2 separate regions of the Mus musculus genome follow, and region 1 is linked to region 2. The links are chromatin loops, found by intact Hi-C in ENCODE. Cell type or tissue: left cerebral cortex. All regions are shown on one strand. Links, peaks and the distances in the headings refer to the core of each region. The heading gives the core; the rest is flanking DNA. Region 1 has its middle 270 kb from the start of Sphkap. Region 2 has its middle 120 kb from the start of Sphkap.

Region 1 (5,391 bases), core at 60-5,059, 150 kb after region 2:
AGAAGTGGATGCTCACAGTCAGCTAATGGATGGATCACAGGGCTCCCAATGGAGGAGCTAGAGAAAGTAGCCAAGGAGCTAAAGGGATCTGCAACCCTATAGGTGGAACAACATTATGAACTAACCAGTACCCCGGAGCTCTTGACTCTAGCTGCATATATATCAAAAGATGGCCTAGTCGGCCATCACTGGAAAGAGAGGCCCATTGGACTTGCAAACTTTATATGCCCCAGTACAGGGGAACACCAGGGCCAAAAAGGGGGAGTGGGTGGGCAGGGGAGTGGGGGTGGGTGGATATGGGGAACTTTTGGTATAGCATTGGAAATGTAATTGAGCTAAATACCTAATAAAAAATGGAAAAAAAAAAGAGTAAGACAACTCCCATTGACTTACTAAGGGGCCACTATGCACACTGATAACAAATATCTTCAAATTTCTCTGATGAAGTTAATTGGGATGTTCTGAACGTGAGAACCATCTTCCCAGATCGTATGTCTAGTGAACATTTATAAAAATAAGATGGCTCTCCATAGGTAAACGTACACAGATGAAGTCATTAAGTTGTAATTCATGTTTGACAGTGCTTCTTCCGTCTCAGAAATCAATGTCAGAACTACTTTAAATTTTAAAATTGTATTTTTAAATTTTTAAAATTATAATTTTGTTGCTGTTTGTGTGGAATAACCCTATAAAGACCTTCCCAACTAGAAAAAAAAAAAAAGAAAAAAAAAGAGTTATCTTGACCGGCAGTTTTATAAAGTTCTCTATCTACAACCTTTCCCTTCCTGCCTCTCAGGCTTCCAGCCTTCCTAAGCTTGTCTTTTCTGCCTTTCAGTGGGTATGAATTGGTGTCTACTCTGAATAAAACAGTCAGCTGGAGAATTTTTATAAACAGTGTCTTCAAGTAATGTATCCACCTGTTAGGAGATGATCAGCCAAATTATAAGTGACTGCAGGAGAACTGAAGTATCTCAAGGCCTGGGGACAATGTCTGGCACTGCCCGTATTATAGCAGTGTTCCAAAACATATAAGTAGAAAAATGAGCATCTGTTTCCTTTGGGAGGACATCATCAACTGAGGAGGCTTGAGCTCTTCATTTTTCCTCATCAACCTGAGCCCTCAATGTCTTGTACTTGACCCCACACAGTTTACAAATGCTCTTGACCTTATGAGTCATTATCTAATGGACCATCAATGTCAAGGTCTCATACAGTGTTTCTCAATTCTCATTGTGCATGTGACTCCCCTGGGAATCCATTAAGGAGAAATTCCAGTTCAATATATGGAGGTAGAGTCTGAGAATCTACATGTTTAACTAGCTCCTGAATAGATTGAGTAGATTGCTACTAGCAAAACTCTAAATATTAGTTAAATGATACTATTAATAGACATATTCAAAGGTTAAAAATTCTACCTTGGAAATAATGCAAGATAAACATCCAGATTTCAAGATAGTATGAGGAGAAAGAGTTCCAGTGTGTAAGAATGGTGAGGAAATAAGGAAATGCTGCAAATGTTCCTACTATGAAGGATTGGCTGAGGAATATCTCTATGGGCCTTTTCTTCAATAGAATATATTGGAGCCACAATTAATTCTATTTCTGCAGCTATGAAAATACTTCTTCATGCTCTGATGATTCCCAAGTCTCCCATTGTGTGCATTTATTAGGCGACAGTTCTTGGTGACAATGATGGAAAATAACCTCTGGAGGAAACAGAGATTCAGGTGTCTGGTCTTGGCCTGTTTGATGCCAATTACTGGGGAGTGTTTATTCTTTTGTAATCAGACTACAGATAGTTGTAAGTTTTTAATCAGTGTCTTGTTTTAAGGGGTGAGAATAAAGAATAAAATTATTCAAAAAAAGCAGCCACATGCATTTGAATAATTCATTATTTAAATTTTAACATATTATTATTATGTGTTCTCAATTTAAAATAGCTTATGAAATGAAGAGACCTAGCATGCAAATGAGAACAGTTTCAGCAATGAAGTCTTCTGCCTCATCGAAACTAATTGTTATTTCCATGCATATTAGTAAGATGAGCTCAAGCTCAGACAACATTGGAAGGAAAACATGTATTCTGTTTTTACAAAATGTTTAGAAATTATTGAAGTTCCTACATTTTTACAATGATTAATAAAAAATGTACACTTTGAGATATCAGTTTTTCAAAGAATATATGTATGTATGTATACATATATAGATCTATTATCTTAAATAATAATCATAACAATAGATGGAAGTTATGGGTAAGACTTAGAATGACCAGATGAATAAACAGTTTTCTTAGCGAGTATTGTACCTCTAGCACTAAACTACCCCTCTATCTTAATGGAATGATTTTTTTAAATTAGCCATAATGAATTAAAAATAAGAAACACATTTTAAAATAACATTACATAGTTTTAAAAAAAATATGCTATGCCTCTTAAGACATGCCAAATCCTGTTGAGTGATTTCATTTTAAAAATAAAGGTCTGTGGAGGTGGCTCAGTGGATGAGAGCCGTTGGTACTTATCCTTAGCACCAGTGTGCAGTCTGAGCATCCACAAAACTGTAGTGTGAGGGTCGGGGAGAAGAGAGACAGCAGGACTCTGAGTCTTTTTTTTTTTAATTTTGTTTTTTTTTAATTAGGTATTTATTTCATTTACATTTCCAATGCTATCCCAAAAGTCCCCCACACGCCCCCCAACCCACTCCCCCACCCACCCACTCCCACTTCTTAGCCCTGGCGTTCCCCTGTACTGAGGCAGATAAAGTTTGCACGACCAATGGGCCTCTCTTTCCTCTGATGGCCGACTAGGCCATCTTCTGATACATATGCAGCTAGAGACACGAGCTCTGGGGGTACTAGGTAGTTCATATTGTTGTTCCACCTATAGGGTTGCAGATCCCTTTAGCTCCTTGATTACTTTCTTGGGCTGGAGAGATGACTCAGCCGTTAAAGGCTAGGCTCACAACCAAAAATATGACTCTGAGTCTTGAAAGCTGCCAATCTAGTTCAAATTCAGTGAGAGACCTAGTCTAAAAGGAATGAGGGAGACTGATGGAAGAAGGCACTCTATATCTTCCTCTAGCCTCTGTATGTGCACGCAGGCATTCACACCTGCAACAGATACATATGAGTAATGCACACATACAAAATGCAAACAAATAGGTAAAGACAGTAAGTTAAGAACAGCAGGAACTAGTAACATGGCCAGTAACTGATAAATTAATACAGAAACAATTATTTTGCTGGATACTTTTATGTTTTCACTTTCAGATCATTTAACTGTTTCCTTCTGTGATTGGCACCCATTAAGGAAAGCATCTTGCTACAAAACTACCCTACAAGAACATTTGCTTCTCTGTCCAAATCTGTGAGAAAAATCCCAGATACTGATTGGAGTAGGAAGTCTTCGGGGATATGCTAATTGAATATCATATTGTTTTAAAAAATACATCCCTTTTATACCCTGTTTTATCACACTTTAATTTTTCTTTAATATTTATTTAATACTTGTGATTGAATATAATATGTTTAGATCAATTCCAACCCCCCTTTCTTCTTTCCAATTCTTCCTTTATGCCCCCACTTCGAGTTTTCCTCCAAGCTTCATGTGATCTCCTGGACCCACATCTCAGTACTTACCAAGTTCATTTAATGTTTCCTACATATGTGCGGGTATGGCACCATTTACTGGAGCTTGTGTAGCCCACATCCCTGAATAAAACTCACTCTCTCCCCAGCAGTCAAAGATGTCTTGAGTGGATAAGACCAATATCCTTGGGATAAGTTTAGCAAAAACCCATGCAAATAACTGAAATGACCCTTTCATGAGAATTCAGCCATGGTGAAATCTCTGGACACAACTTCTGGCTAAGGAGTTCCAAGCTCCTTGTAATCTCTTGAGTAACAGGTAATACAGGATAACCCTTTTGTCAATAATATTCATCCCTAGTTGCAAGTCATGTAACACAAGTTTTAAGAAATTTGAGCTTTCTGGAGTCACGAGGGTGACTACAGCCAGGGCCCTTAGACAGTTATTGGAAGGAGCCTTATCATGAGAAGACTTAGGCACAATCTATTAAAGGGTGGAAACTTTGAGCTCCATCCCTGACCTTCAGAGAGAGAAAAGTGACTGGAGCCTAGAGATAGAATCACTAAGCAACACCTAGTGATGTGATCAGTCCTGCACATGCTAGGAAACTTTAAGGACTAACAGTTGGTTTCAGGGATCTTCTTTGGTAGTGAACGCATCAAGTTCTGCAGAGTAGCTCACTAACAGAGCATGGAAGCCCCATGCTTTATCACCTATATGCACCTATATTGCTATATATTTCACCTGTATTGCTCTATATGTCGCATGCATTTGATTGAATCAGAGTCGCAACCTTTATAAGAAGCAAATAATTGTAAGACCCCCATTTCTCTGAATTTTGTGAGTTATCTTGTAGAACTATCAACTCTGAAGAGGTAGTTATCACAAAAGCCCTGAGAAATGAGTTCAGATTCACAGCACTCACATAAAAAGCTGGGTATAGCAGCAGGTATCTGTAAATCTCATCAGTCAGGAGTACGGGGAATAGGAGGCTCTTAACATTGACTTTTGGCCCACAAACACACACACATGCACATGCATGCAAACATGCATGCACACACACACAAAGCCCTGGATTTTCAATTGCATTTCTAATGCTGGTAGTCTGGTGAACTGAGTTGATAAGTTGCAAAATCTTATGTCAACACCATCCAGATAGTGTCAAATTTTAATTGAATTATAGAACACACACTTGACATTGAGTTGATTGGTGTGAAGAAAGAAGAATTCACACATTTGATGTTGCAGTGGTCTGTGATTAAAACCCAGTCACAAGCAAACACCCAAGGAAGTAAAATTTTAGGACATTTTTGATTGTCTAGTTGATACTTGTAGACCTGGATTTAAAGTTATGTTCATCCATTTAACAATGACAGACCTCAATGCAATTGTCAGGATAGAGCAAGATAATTGGTTAAAAATACATTGCCAATGGACATGCTGAATCGAAGAATTCCTTCTAAAATGTGTAAGATAAGCTGTTCTCTGTATTCTTACAGTATAATGACCCCAGGAAATTTATCCACTAAGAAAAATATAAATATCATTGTGACAGTTCAGCTTCTAACATTCATTGATGTGTCATGATGGTTGGGTCAATGGTATCAACCATTTGGTCAACATTATTCTGGATGTGTTCTATGAAGCTGCTTATGGATGATATCTACATTTAAATTTGTGGCTCTCCATAATATAGGTGGACTTTACTTAAATATAGACCTGAATGGAACTAGTAAGGGCTCCCCCAAAAAGAAAAATAATGTTTTAGCAACTTTCTATTCAAGTTCCCGTCAAATAATCATAA
Region 2 (5,391 bases), core at 59-5,058:
TGGGAAGAGGGAACCTCAGTCAAGGGTCAAGGAGTTGTCTTCATCAGATTGTCCTGTGGGCATGTCTGCAGAACTTTTTGTTTTGTTGATTGCTAATTGATGCAGAAGGGCCCAGTTCACTATGAGTAGTGCCATCCCTTGGCAGATGGTTCTAGGTTGTATCAGAAAGGTAGCCCAGCTCACTATGCCTGGTGCCATCCTGGGTTGGATCAGGAAGGTGGATAGGCAAGTCACGAAGAGAAAGGCAGTAAAAGCATTCCTCTGTGGTCTCTTCTTCAGTTCCTGTCTTGACTTCCTGCCTGAAGTTCCTGTGCTGGCTTCCTATGGTGACAGATTGTAATGTAGAAACCTAAATAAAATGAATCCATTCCTCTACAAGCCAATTTTTGTCAGTGGTAAATCACACAGAGAGAATACAAACTAGGAAAACTATCTTGTAACATTTCATTTTCAACAGAGTTCTTTTACAGGCTCTAAATGACAGGCTTACTCGTAATGGATTTTAATTAATTAATTTACTTTTTGCTATGTAAAACACGTATTCCCCCCCCACCTTTCTTCCATTCTATACTCTCTAGCCTCTCACTCCCTTTCCCCTCCCTCCCTTTCTTCAGGCCATAACAGGCCTAAATGTGGTTGGTTAATTTGATTTGTTTTCTTCAACAGAGTTGTGTTTAGAGTACCTAAAGTAAAATAAATGCAATATCGTAACATCTTCATTTAGAAGAATTTGAGAGTTTCAGTTTTATCTCTCATATATATATATATATTTGCTGTAACCAATATACATAAAATCTACCATGTGAAGAATTCCTCTGACCACTGAAACCAGTTGTGTGGTGTCAAACTTTCTGCCGTGGTCGTTGAGTCTTGTGTGACTGATGAGCTCACCAGACAGAACCTAAGTATATACATGGAATTTAACTTTTCTGGAGGCTTGTATGGGATGTGAGATCTCATCTTTAGGGCTGCCGTATTACAGTTCCTTCTGATATTAGGATCTGGAAACCTCATAGATGACTAGAGATTTGTGTCTCATTAGGAATTGAATCTCTCATGAAGAGATTTTCATCAGTTTCTCCAAGGAATAGATGAAGAGATACAAAGGTCCAATCATATTTCCATGATTTTAGATAGCACTGCATTCTGTTCTATTTCCACAGATCTTCACAGAGCTGGTTAATATCCTACTTTCAGTAACAAGGCGTATCAGCTTCTGCATGTAGCATTTGAAAGCAACTGCAAATTCTTCTTTAAGAGGCTTCATACAGTTCTTGTCCTAGAGTCTATTTCCTGGAATTTCATTCTAAGAGACAGACCTGACAGTGTTGAAGCTTTTGTGCATGGTCAGAATGCACACCTCAAGTAATATTTGTCATGATACACAAATGGACATGTATTTTAGTCAGGGTTTCTATTTCTGCACAAACATCATGACCAAGAAGCAGTTGGGGGAGGAAAGGGTTTATTCAGCTTATACTTTCCATTGCTGTTGATCACCAATGGATGTCAGAACTGGAACTCAAGCAGGTCAGGAAGCAGGAGCTGATGCAGAGGCCATGGAGGGATGTTTCTTACTGGCTTGCTTCCACTGGCTTGCTCAGCTTGCTTTCTTATAGAACCCAAGACTACCAGCCCAGAGATAGCACCACCCACAAGGGGACCTCCCGCCTTGGTCACTAATTGAGAAAATGCCTTATAGTTGGATCTCGTGGGGGCCTTTCCCCAACTGAAGCTCCTTTCTCTGATATAACTCCAGCTGTGTCAAGTTGAGACACACAACCAGCCAGTGCAGACATGTGCGTAGATTTTCTACTGTCCACGGTCAGGCAGTCCCTTCTCCATATGTCTGAGATGCGTGGAATAGAAAACAGCCTTCAGTTGTGCCAACTTGGAACACAGAGGTCGTTAATAATCAGGAATATTTTATCACAATGCATTTGTCTGCCAGCAGAGAAGGGTGGAAAATAATCTCAGATTGTTAGTGAAGAAAATGCAAATGCAGATCCTAACACCTACTGAGACTTTCTAACATAGAAGCAGCAGAAAATAAGCTGCTATTTTAGCTTTTAATCCATATGTTGGGCAAACTAAGGAAAGCCTGAGCAGTAGTGAGTTCCATGTGTAAGAAGGATAAAAGTCAGAACTTTGGAAGAGGCTAAATTCAAGAAGCCATTACTGGGTGTTCATATTCTCATCTTTGACTGACATGTTGGCTTTATTTGTTCTAGTTGGTGTACTCATGAAATTATGTCTTGGTCACTAATTGAGAAAATGCCTTATAGTTGGATCTCGTGGGGGCCTTTCCCCAACTGAAGCTCCTTTCTCTGTGATAACTCCAGCTGTGTCAAGTTGAGACACACAACCAGCCAGTGCAGACATGTGCGTAGATTTTCTACTGTCTACATGTGCATAGATTTATATGACTTCTCATATAAACATCTCCTCTGAGGCAATAAGCTGCTGGCCCATGCTCTGTGGTGTGCATTGCTTAAAGTGGGCTGTGTGCATTTGTGCCTATAGCTTGCTTCTGTATCACCCACCATCTTGTTGGCTTATTGTTAGCAGGGATTTGCTCACAGCCTCTCCCCTTTGGTGGCAGTTTTCACTGACCTGACTGGGATTTTGCAGTCCTTTGTTCATAACATTTTGACAAAAGAATCAAACAAGTTGGAAACCAAATAAGAAGGTAAGTCTCAGGACAACATCCCAGTGAAGGACTCATACTGGATCTTAGGTTTTCATAGCACTGTAGGAACAAGGAATGATATGACCACAAGAATCACCCAAAACACCCAAAACACCCTCACTTCTTTGTTGAAAACACATTGCTCTTAAACACAATAGATCTGTTAAGATGACAAACATCTTGTTAAATGATGGCATTAAACATTGGAAATGACTATGTTTGTTTAATACTTAGGCAGAACTCCAGACCACTTGGTATTAGTACCTCTGTGCTGGACTTAGGGAAAATGTGTTTATTAGGTATTTAAAATAGTTCAATAAATTTGTCCTCATACAAACCCTACATATTCACTTTATATTTCCAGAATAAACTCTGTGTTTGAGTGTAAGTCTGTGACATCTTGTTGAAAGGTGTACTGTAATTGTACTAAATTTGAAAGTGACTTGGGGATAGTATGAGAATTTGAATTTCATCGTCCATGTGTTCATGAAGAGATACAATCTCTTCCTTTAAATATCGTGTATGTTTTGTTTACAAGATTGGGCTTGAGGCAATTGAAGTCCTAAGAGGATCCAACTTAAGTTGATAAATATTAATCAAAGACACTCTTGAAGGTACTTGTGACACATAACTGTGGTTGTAAGTAGAATTCTGCTTGGATTATATACTTTAAGATCATTTAACTTTTCTTTTTTAAAAAATCGAAAATAGATTCTTCTCTCATACAATATATTCCAACCCCAGTTTTCCCTCTCTCTATTTCTCCTTGTTTTCCCTCCCCCTCCTTTTTTACCCAGATCTACCCCTCCCCAGTTCGCTCTTCAGAAAAGAGCAAGTCTCCAAGAGACGACAGTTAAACAGGTCAAGCCAAGATAAAATAAGATAAAGTAAATCTCCTCTCCCTATCTAGGCTAGACAAGGCAACCTAATTGGATGAAAAGAGCCCCAAGAGCCAGCAAAGAGTCAGAGATACCCATTTCCACTGTTCTAAGTTCCATAAAAAATACCATCTTAACAGCTGTAACTTATAGGCAGAGGACTTGGTACACACCCATGCAGACCTAGTACTTGCTGCCCTAGTGCTCTCTATGAGCCCATGTGAGACCTGGCTTAGCTGATGTTATTCTTGTGTCTCTACCCCCTTTGACTCCTACAATTTTTCTTCTCCTTCCATGGGGTTCCCTGATCTCTGAGGAGAGGGACAAAGTGGAGATGTCTAATTGTATACTCCCTCTTTGCATAATGTCTAGCTCTGAGTCTCTGTAGCCACTCCCATCTGCTGCTGGAAGATGCCTCTCTAATGACTTCTGAACAAGGCACCAATCTATTATTATAGCAGAATATTATTAGGAATCATTTCATTGATTTTCCCCCCAGAAATGTTTGTTTCTACCCTAGCATTCTGGGCTAACCTTTCTCTGGTTTGTGGCCATCCAGGCACTATAGAACTGCCTCTCATGATGTAGGACTCAAGTTAAAACAAACGTTGGTTGTCCATTCCCATAAGTTCTTTGCCACTATTGTCATAGAACATCTTGCAGGCAGAACAGATTGTAAGTGTAGGATTTTTGTGCCTGGGTTGGTGTCCAGGTTTCTCTTTCTGTAGCTTGCAGAATACCTTCTTGGACCGAAGAGACTATAATGTAGGAGTGGAGGCTCCATGCCCCTACCAGCTCAACCTCCTGACATTTAGTGAGCTGTATGACCCCATTGTTTTCTTTACTCCTCATTTTGTTTTTGAGATAATTCCATAGAGTTGAGTCTATCTATCTATCTATCTATCTATCTATCTATCTATCTACCTATCTATCTATAAGCTATCTATCTGATTCCATTTTTAGTAATTTGTGGGGTTAGTTTTTATTTCTATAACTTTTTATTGAATTTCTCTGTGAATTTTGTATCATGTACTCATCTTCCTATCCTTTTGTTGTCTGCTTTTTGCCCAGGCATCCTTCCCACCAAAGAAAATAGAAAGTAATACTTAAAAAGTAATTAAGACAAAACAAAACAAAACACCTTGCCATGGAAGCTGTGCTGTTTTTACAGTATATCCCAGTATACCACTTTGTGCACAGATCTTTACTTGCAAATGCTCATTGCAAGTGAGTCATTAGTCTGGTTCTAGGTCTCTGCCTTCTGCTACCCTATGATCCTCACCGTGACTCCTCTGAGATATGATGTTTTTGCCCTGTGTCATAGAAATCCTATACCACTGGATCTTCAGAACCAACCACTTCATGCACTGTAACAGTTCATAGATATGGTTTGGTGGGCTAAATCAAGGCCCTGGCTCTGGGCCTATGTGGTTGTTGAGTTGGTCAGTTCACTGACTCTTCCACACCCACACTACTGGGGCAAACTCTCAGTACTGTCTTAGCTCACTCACCCAGTGCTGCAGCCAGCAAGGAGCAGGGCCAGCTCTCCTGCTCTCACACCCACAGGGCCAGCTCAGCCATATCTCACTACCAGGACCAGGTCCATTGTGTTGCCTAGGTGAGGTACAGGGCTCATTCTCCCCAGTGCTGCAGTGGGTGAGGGGCAGGACCAGCTCTTCCTCTCTACTGTCCCTGGGGCCAGCTCCTCTGCCCATTTTGTGGTTACCAAGAGTTGAGGGAAGAGGGTATGGCTCCCAGGTCCATGCCACTTCATGGTGGACAAGGATCACTGCCAGCTCTCCTGGCATCATACCCTTGGGTCCA

The links. A loop is a pair of places that touch in the nucleus more often than their neighbours do. Peaks named below come from ENCODE experiments on the same cell type or tissue, not always from the same donor. Only the 100,000 strongest peaks of a DNase experiment are listed, where the experiment ranks them.
Region 1: a loop joins it to region 2, with 2.0 times the contacts of the local background. A loop is called at or near these places in 1 of 42 quality-filtered maps.

Annotation. Positions count from the first base shown.
Region 1 is chr1:83,678,982-83,684,372 of GRCm38, forward strand. No RefSeq gene overlaps it. Among named protein-coding and RNA genes, the nearest start is that of Sphkap, 270 kb to the left of the region's middle. In left cerebral cortex, for the core only: no CTCF peak of the experiment used is centred there; a DNase peak (open chromatin) is centred at 2,980.
Region 2 is chr1:83,525,945-83,531,335 of GRCm38, forward strand. No RefSeq gene overlaps it. Among named protein-coding and RNA genes, the nearest start is that of Sphkap, 120 kb to the left of the region's middle. In left cerebral cortex, for the core only: no CTCF peak of the experiment used is centred there; DNase peaks (open chromatin) are centred at 2,042 and 2,633; H3K27ac peaks cover 922 bases.